Linked DNA regions of Homo sapiens: region 2 is linked to region 1. The links are chromatin contacts, found by Hi-C or POLR2A ChIA-PET in ENCODE. All regions are on one chromosome and are shown on one strand. Each heading gives the region's core, a stretch centred on a gene start or an enhancer-like site at or near the end of the contact. The rest is flanking DNA. Distances are from core to core; before and after follow the strand shown. Region 1 overlaps SP110 (SP110 nuclear body protein). Region 2 overlaps CAB39 (calcium binding protein 39).

The links. Hi-C counts contacts between places; a loop is a spot of excess contacts on that map. ChIA-PET counts read pairs that join two places held with the same protein, here RNA polymerase II (POLR2A). Pooled maps may share reads with other maps.
Region 2: a loop to region 1 is called in a pooled map, with 2.2 times the contacts of the local background. The contact joins two enhancer-like sites. A Hi-C loop is called at or near these places in 1 of 37 single-sample maps with no recorded cell type and 4 of 50 pooled maps. POLR2A ChIA-PET finds 5 or more read pairs at or near these places in 4 of 52 experiments (K562, activated T-cell, activated naive CD8-positive, alpha-beta T cell and 1 more).

What each region holds. Positions count from the first base shown.
Region 1 is chr2:230,168,914-230,172,742 of GRCh38, reverse strand. SP110 (SP110 nuclear body protein) reads left to right here. Exons shown (of 19, transcript NM_080424.4): 16 at 569-677; 17 at 976-1,047; 18 at 1,982-2,122; 19 at 3,506-3,829. The coding sequence ends at 3,619. Among named protein-coding and RNA genes, the nearest start is that of SP110, 49 kb to the left of the region's middle. Within about 2 kb of position 2,027, at least 4 of the 41 ENCODE cell types and tissues checked have a DNase peak (open chromatin) inside an H3K27ac peak, as active enhancers do.
Region 2 is chr2:230,792,841-230,796,669 of GRCh38, reverse strand. CAB39 (calcium binding protein 39) reads right to left here. Exons shown (of 9, transcript NM_016289.4): 4 at 3,339-3,457. Among named protein-coding and RNA genes, the nearest start is that of ITM2C, 70 kb to the left of the region's middle. RefSeq lists an enhancer at 2,195-3,394. Within about 2 kb of position 1,994, at least 32 of the 41 ENCODE cell types and tissues checked have a DNase peak (open chromatin) inside an H3K27ac peak, as active enhancers do.

The DNA.
Region 1 (3,829 bases), core at 778-3,277:
CTGGTGCCAGAGACTCTGGGCCTCTCTGGGTCTCTGAGACTGCCAGTGAGCCTCTTGGCCCCACACTGCTTCTGCCCCTGGAAGTGCCCTTTCCTAGTATGCTATTCCCTGGACAGCAGGGACTCCTGTCCAAAAGGAGGAGGGGACGGGAAAAGCCAGCTTATGTTCTGTGCCTGTTGAGGAAAGACAGGAAGCACGGCTTGTCACACATTTCACCATAGTCTCACCTGGCTGATGGAGGCCTGAGGTCCCTGCAGGTGAAAGCCCAGATTCTGACACTCAAGCCTGGCAGGCAGGGTTCCTTTGTGCTCCCAGCAGCTCAGACAGGGAAAAGAGAGCCCACACTTAACAGTGACACCACCTTCCTCAGGCTGCCCGCCTGCCGCTACCACTGATGCGAGGGAAGGGCCAATGCTGGAGACCCCATGTGGGGATCTTGGACACTCTGGGAGGTGTCCCACCCTCATGGCTGAGCCCATCCTTCCTGAGGGAAGACAGTGGCAGCCACAGGAATGGTGGCCATTTCCAGGGGCTTTGCCCTCTGCTCACCTTGTGTCCAACCTCTCAGGATGCTGTGGAGTTGCACCTTCTGCAGGATGAAGAGGTCTTCAGGAAGCCAACAGTGCCATCATGTATCTAAGACCCTGGAGAGGCAGATGCAGCCTCAGGACCAGCTGGTGAGTTGGATGCAAACCCCAAACCTATACTTTTCCCTTCTCACACGAGAAGCACAAACAGGCACAGGGTCAGGGCAATGTACCAAAGGGAGCCTTCAATGTCTCCCTTTAAAGGATGACGATTTAATGCCCAAACTCAGAGTCTAAACAAAATCCCACACACCCTGTGCGCCTTGGGAAGCATGGCTGGAATGCTGACTGGGCTTGGCTGCCCCATCCGTGTGCATGTCTAGACACTCGCCTGGCTTCACTGTTTCTAAGCTGCATTTCACTTTCAAGCCCTCTTCACATTTTACAGAAATGTGAGTTCCTCCTCTTGAAGGCCTACTGTCATCCACAAAGCTCCTTTTTTACGGGCATCCCATTTAATGTAAGTCACATTTTACGGTTCTCTTGCATAAAATGCATTTGGAGAAATTTGGGGGCTGATCTGGCAGGTGCTGCAGTTTGCTCAGGAAGCTGGAGAACAGAAGAGAAGGGCAGCGTGGCAGCAGTGGAGCGGGGCAGCAGGGATTTTGCTGCACACTCTGGAGAGGGACTACCTGGTTCAAACTCCACCCCACTGCTCACGGGCTCTGGGATACCGGGCAAGTTGCTTCTCCTCCTGTGTATCTGTTTCATCTTCTCTTTAGGAAGAATGTCTTTCCTACTAGAGATTAAGAGTCACAGATGCCAGCTGGGCTCAGCGGCTCACGCCTGTAATCCCAGCACTTTGGGAGGCCAAGGCGGGCAGATCACTTGAAGTCAGGAGTTTGAGACCAGCTTGGCCAACATGGCAAAACCCCATCTCTACTAAAAATACAAAATTAGCCAGGCATGGTGGCAGGCACCTCTAATCCCAGCTACTCAGGAGGCTGAGGCAGGAGAATCGCTTGAACCCAGGAAGCAGAGGTTGCGGTGAGCCAAGATCGCACCACTGCACTCCAGCCTGGGTGACAAAGCAAGACTCCATCTCAAAAGAAAAAAAAGAGTCATAGATGCCAAACTGTGTGGGTTCCCATCTCAGCTCTACCACTTTCTTGCTGAGACATCTTGGGTAGGTTCCTTGACCTCTCCATCCCTCGGTTTCCTCATCTATGAAATGGGCATTATTATTTATGGTACCCATAAATGTGGAGATTACATATTCATATACTTGGCTTAGAATTTAGTTTATCTAGTGCCTAGAACAATAGCTGGCTTAAAGAGGTCAAATGGTATTATCATTATGACCCTGGAAATGAAGGCTTGGATTGTATTTAAGTTGGATCCATTCCAGTGATGACAGCTGTGCTAACGTCACCTCTGGTGGCTTTGTCCCCAAGATTCGAGATTACGGTGAGCCCTTTCAGGAAGCAATGTGGTTGGACCTGGTTAAGGAAAGGCTGATTACGGAAATGTACACGGTGGCATGGTTTGTGCGAGACATGCGCCTGATGTTTCGCAACCATAAAACATTTTACAAGGTAAAGAGCATTTCCTGCTTCCTTTTTGCGTCTTTTCTACTTTCCCCTAATTTCTGGGACAGCAGAATTTTGCAAGTATTACACTCAGTTTCAGCCTGGGGAGAGCTCAAACAAGACAAGGATTACAGAAAAAAAACCACCTCGGCATTCCTGGAGGCAAGGAGTGAGTGGCAAAAAGAACAGCAAGCAGGACAGGGGAGGGATCTCTGGAACAGAAGCTGAAAAAAACCATGCTCTGTTCCCAGATCGGCAGCTCGCTCCCAACGAGAGCAGTAAATGGCATCCAGCCTCTTTGTTCAAACTGGAAGGAAAGGCAGTTTATGCCTACATTGTTCTTCCTGCCTCAGAAATATGAAAATAAATAAGTAAACAACATAAAATCAATTAAACTTCCTGGATAATCAGGCTTGCATATTTTTACACATAAATTTCTCATTGGACTCAAACATCTGGAATTGCCTTCAGATCCAATGTTGGTTTCATCCTCCTTTACTAGGGAGGGACAGCTGGTTGAGCTATCCTGCAATCCCAGACATTTGTAACTTTGGTTTTTCCTGATTTTTATCCTCACTTGTACAGATATTTCTTGGGAGGTACCTAAGGAAGATTTTCATCTCCACCCAGCTTCCTTCCCTTCTTCCATGCCAGGAGTTGGCATGTTCACAAACCACAGATTGTAAACTGGTACCCATTCATGGAGCTGCAGGGAGAAAGGGTTGACCAGAGAGCCACTCAGTGCCTGGCATATCCGTAGTCCTGGAGAACAGAGGGTCATCCTTCCTCAGCGAGTGGGCTTCCAAGAAATGCATTTACAAAAATTGTTAAGCTATTTTGCATCATGCTCAGATTTGCCATGATCAAAACTAACCCTTCAGTCTAAATCGCCTGTCAGGTGGAAATTAACAACCAGCTGGAGTCTCATGCTTTTCAACATTTTAGTAGCAGCATCTCCCCATCCATTCTGCCTTACTGCTGGGCTCCTAAAAAAATAAGAGTGAGGCTGGGCATGGTGACTCACATCTGTAATCCCAGCTTTTTGGGAGTCCGAGGTGAGGGAATCATCTGAGGCCAGGAGTTTGAGACCAGCCTGAGCAACATAGCAAGGCCTCCTCACCCCGATCTCTGAAAGAGAAAAAAATGTTTTAAAACTTTGGGCATAGTGGCATGTGCCTGTAGTTTCAGCTTCTCAGGAGCTGAGGTGGGAGGATCACATGAGCCCAGGAATTCAAGGCTGCAGTGAGCCATGACGGTGCCACTGCACCACAGCCTGGGTGACGGGGAAAGACCCTGACTCAAAAACAAAAACACAAAAAAAAGTATGAGTGATTTGATGGCTGTAATCCTTCATCCTTCAATGTGTTTGTTTGCTTTTTTCTCTTTCAGGCTTCTGACTTTGGCCAGGTAGGACTTGACTTAGAGGCAGAATTTGAAAAAGATCTCAAAGACGTGCTCGGTTTTCATGAAGCCAATGACGGCGGTTTCTGGACTCTTCCTTGACCCTGTTCTGTAAAGACTGAAGCATCCCCACCTCAGGATTCAGCTGATGGGACCCTGGCTTGGACTGTTGATTGCCAGTGAGTCTGGGATGTAATTGGCTGCCCTCAGGACCCAAACCCAGACACTTCATAGGATTATCACACCCTCCATCTTTATTCTTTCTTTTTACCTTTAAAAGTCTATATCTACACTAAAAAAAAAAAAAATTAA
Region 2 (3,829 bases), core at 745-3,244, 620 kb before region 1:
CAGATCCTCAACAAGATAAAACCACACTCCTTGGCATCAGTGGAGGCATGCAGCTAGAATGCTGACCGGCTCTTACTTGATGGAAATATCTGCTCACAAAATGGCTGATCATACAATTCATCTTTGCTGAGCTTTAGAAGGCAGGAAAGACAAGGGTAAGACAGTTTGGTACAAGTTGAACAGGTTTTGATGGAGGCTTGTCAAGCTTGTCTAAACGATTAAACCATAAACCAGTAAATACAAGGCAAACAGTTATGCTGTATAACCTGTGAGCACTAGAGTGAACAGCATACTAACATGTAAATTGCCAGTAAAAAAAAAATCGCCTCCAAATGTAGTCTAACACTAGCAATACGACTTCAAATGCATGCTAGTATTAGCAGCATGGCCCCGCAAATAAATATCTAACAGAAGTACTCACAGCCTAAGAAGATAATCACACTGTATGGAAGCAGTCTAAATTAATTAACAAAAGTACAAAAATCTTAAAATGCAGTTCACAGCGCTCCTTCAAGAAACAGCTGTTTCCAGGTCTGGCAGGACTCGTACAAAATGAGCAAGATGGTCATCCTACGCCAGAAAGCAAGGAAGCAATCACAGACTGATGGGGTCTTGCCAAAACAACACAGAAGGCAACTTGAAGGAGTTCCCAAGGGCCAAAGATGGGGCAACTTGGACACAAGAAAGTAATGACTGGAATGGATTGAGACATATCAAATATAATTTTTAAAAAGACAAAAACGTGAGTTTATAATGATCCTTAAAACAACTCAATACTTATCTAAGGAAGTGGCCAGGTCATCAACTGATTATACTAAAAAAAAAATACCTGATTATACTAAAAAATGAGACTATTTTGGGATAACTAAGTCATCAAGGAAGAAGGGTTCTTCTTTATAGAAACAATTTAATTATATGAAGAAGAAATAACAGAATCAGGAAACTGCCATTCTGAATCTAGGCAATGATTCTCAATGGAAACTAAAACCAGGAGGTGAAAGGTCAATGAGAATTTTGTAATGGACAGATTACAGACTGAGGACACCTGCATCCACCGGTCAATCCGAACATCACCAGAAATGGGATAACCAGTGCCACCCAATATGAAGCACACAGCACCATCCATGAACTTTTGCCCCCCTCAAAGTGAATCCGAATCTAATAAAAAAAAGCCAGATCTAACTATCTACCAGTTAAATCACTAGCAGATAGTGGAACATGTTACAGAAGCAACAGGAATGCCAAGTCTAAAATATATGATTTTTCTACAAAACAAACAATCCAGGCTTCAACAAAGAGATGGCATAATATTAACTATTATAGATTAAAAGAGAGCTCAGAGTATTAACCAAATTCAGTTTGTGGGCCTTGTTTGGAACTTTTTTTTTTTTTTGGAAATCAAGTCTTGCTCTGTCACCCAGGCTAAAGTGCAGTGGCGCAATCTCGGCTCACTGCAACCTCCATCTCCTGGGTTCAAGCTATTCTTGTGCCTCAGCCTCCCGAATAGCTGGGATTACAGGTGTGTGCCACCACACCCGGCTAATTTTTGTATTTTTAGTAGAGGCGGGGTTTCACCATATTGCCCAGGCTGGTCTCAAACTCCTGGACTCAAGTGATCCACCCGCCTTGGCCTCCCAAATGCTGGTATTACAGGCGTGAGCCACCATGTCCAGCCTGGAAGTAATATTAAATAAACGAACTGTAAAATGCCATTTTTGTGAAAATTGAGGAAATCTGTAGATTGGGCATTAGACATTAGGTTTGCAAATGGTAACGTAACTGTGTTATACTGTGTTTTGTAATGCGTACTAGGGATGCATACTGAGTGATGTCATGTGTCAGAGGAAAAAGGGGGCAAGGACTAGAGGAACAAGAATGACAGAACATTCGTAACTGTTGAAGCTGGGTTTAGGGTAGGAACCGGTATGTTACATATTCCCTCTAGTTGTACGTATATTTTTCACAACAAAGGAGGTGGGCGGGGCTTCCGGTGGGCCCACCAGTTGCATTCTCCATGCTACTTCCTGGCTGGAAGTGTCTGCTCTGGCCAGCACAGGTGAGAGCTCTAAACTGTAAATTGTATCTCAAAAGTCTTTCTTGACATGCCATTTAACAACATTCATATCATGCCTCTGATTACTCTGAAGTGAAAAATGTCAGCAGAGTTAACTAATGTATTGATTTTAATAATCCTTGGTTTCTATGGAAAAGGAAATATGGGCTTTAAAAACACACAAAGGCACCTGAAAGCTGCTCTAAGATCACCACAATTTCACACTGCTCACTACATGTTTTTACATACAACTCTGAATTGATACAACACAAAATTAGATGCCAAAAGTTCTGTATCCCAAAATCTGAAGAAGTAACACAGATGGTTAGAAATAGAAAGAGGGAAACAGAACGCTGGCGTGCAACACAGGCACTGACTCACACTTTGTCTAAACAAGCTTGAACTTGGGGGAAGTGTTAAACCGCAGAGACGTGAATCAGACTGAGGCAAGCTATAAAGCCAGGAGGAGTAGAGCAAGCTGATTCACACCAACAGTCATGCCAGGAACATGCCTGCCCACCAACTTAATAGAACAGACCACCACCAATGTTGGGACAAACAGATGCACACCATACCCGGGGCTGGCACACAACTCTGGTGTGAAACAGCAGGAGGTTACCTTGCCAGTCAATGAGGCTCAGGGATGAGGGAGAAGGGCATTTGGTTCTATGGTTCGGTTTTCAGGCTTTTTTAAACTGACAAGACTACCCAAACATTAATGCCTGCTTAGACCAGTAGTAATTTCAGGAAGATGCACTGTGAATTACCAAATTATATGGATTAGTAAGTGGACACAGAGAGGTAAAAATCAAAGGACACTACTTCATAAACATGTACTTTGCTGACTCAACAAAGTAAAGCTGTAGAGAATCCATGCTCCATTTAAGAGGCAGCTTTTACTGCCTTACAGCGTGCGTATTATGTCCAAAGGAGATGTCTTTCAATATATAACTTAACTGATACTTCAATGAAATTCAACTTTTTTAAATCCTAGAGAACAGAAATAAGACCACAGAGAATTATTATTTTTTCCTTCAGTCATGCTGGATTTGTGAATTTAAAAGCTCAGAATTCACCTAATTTTAAATTCCCACCTGTAGGGCATTTTCAAATTCAATTTAGCTCACAAGTTGAATTTCAAGGAGGGAAATGTGTTCAAAATCTATGGAAAAATTATCTAACTACAGAGAAAATGCTTCCCACATTCAGCATCCTGTTTTTTTTCCCAAGGCAATCCTTCCTTTATGTTCAACTGAGAATACAAATTTTATTACATTGTACATACCCTTTCAATAACATGAACAAAATATTCTGTTGGGTGCAGATGTATTCAACAGTAGGAGTTCTCGTACCAATTTGTCTTCTGAGAATATTGTTGAAAATTTGAGCCACGTCTTTTTTGCCCTATTAGGAATACAATCATTAACACATTTTCCTGACCAAACATCAAAATGCTCATTCACCCTCCCAAATGAACTCGAATAAGGCCATTGTACTTATTGTTATGACTGAATATCTGACTTTAACACATTCATAGACATTAAATTATCTCTTCATTTGTAATTCCAAATTGTAAGTTTACTAGTGTACTATTTTTAACATGAACAATGTGTTGACAAAAACAACAATGGGTTGACTATATTCCACATATAATTTCCACCATTTCTAAGTCTCAGGATCACGCTGACTCTGATATGAGAAACAAAACCCTGCAATATGTTAACAATCTAAGGGATCTGAATTCCACCCAAATGGAACAAGCAGCTTCAAATAAGA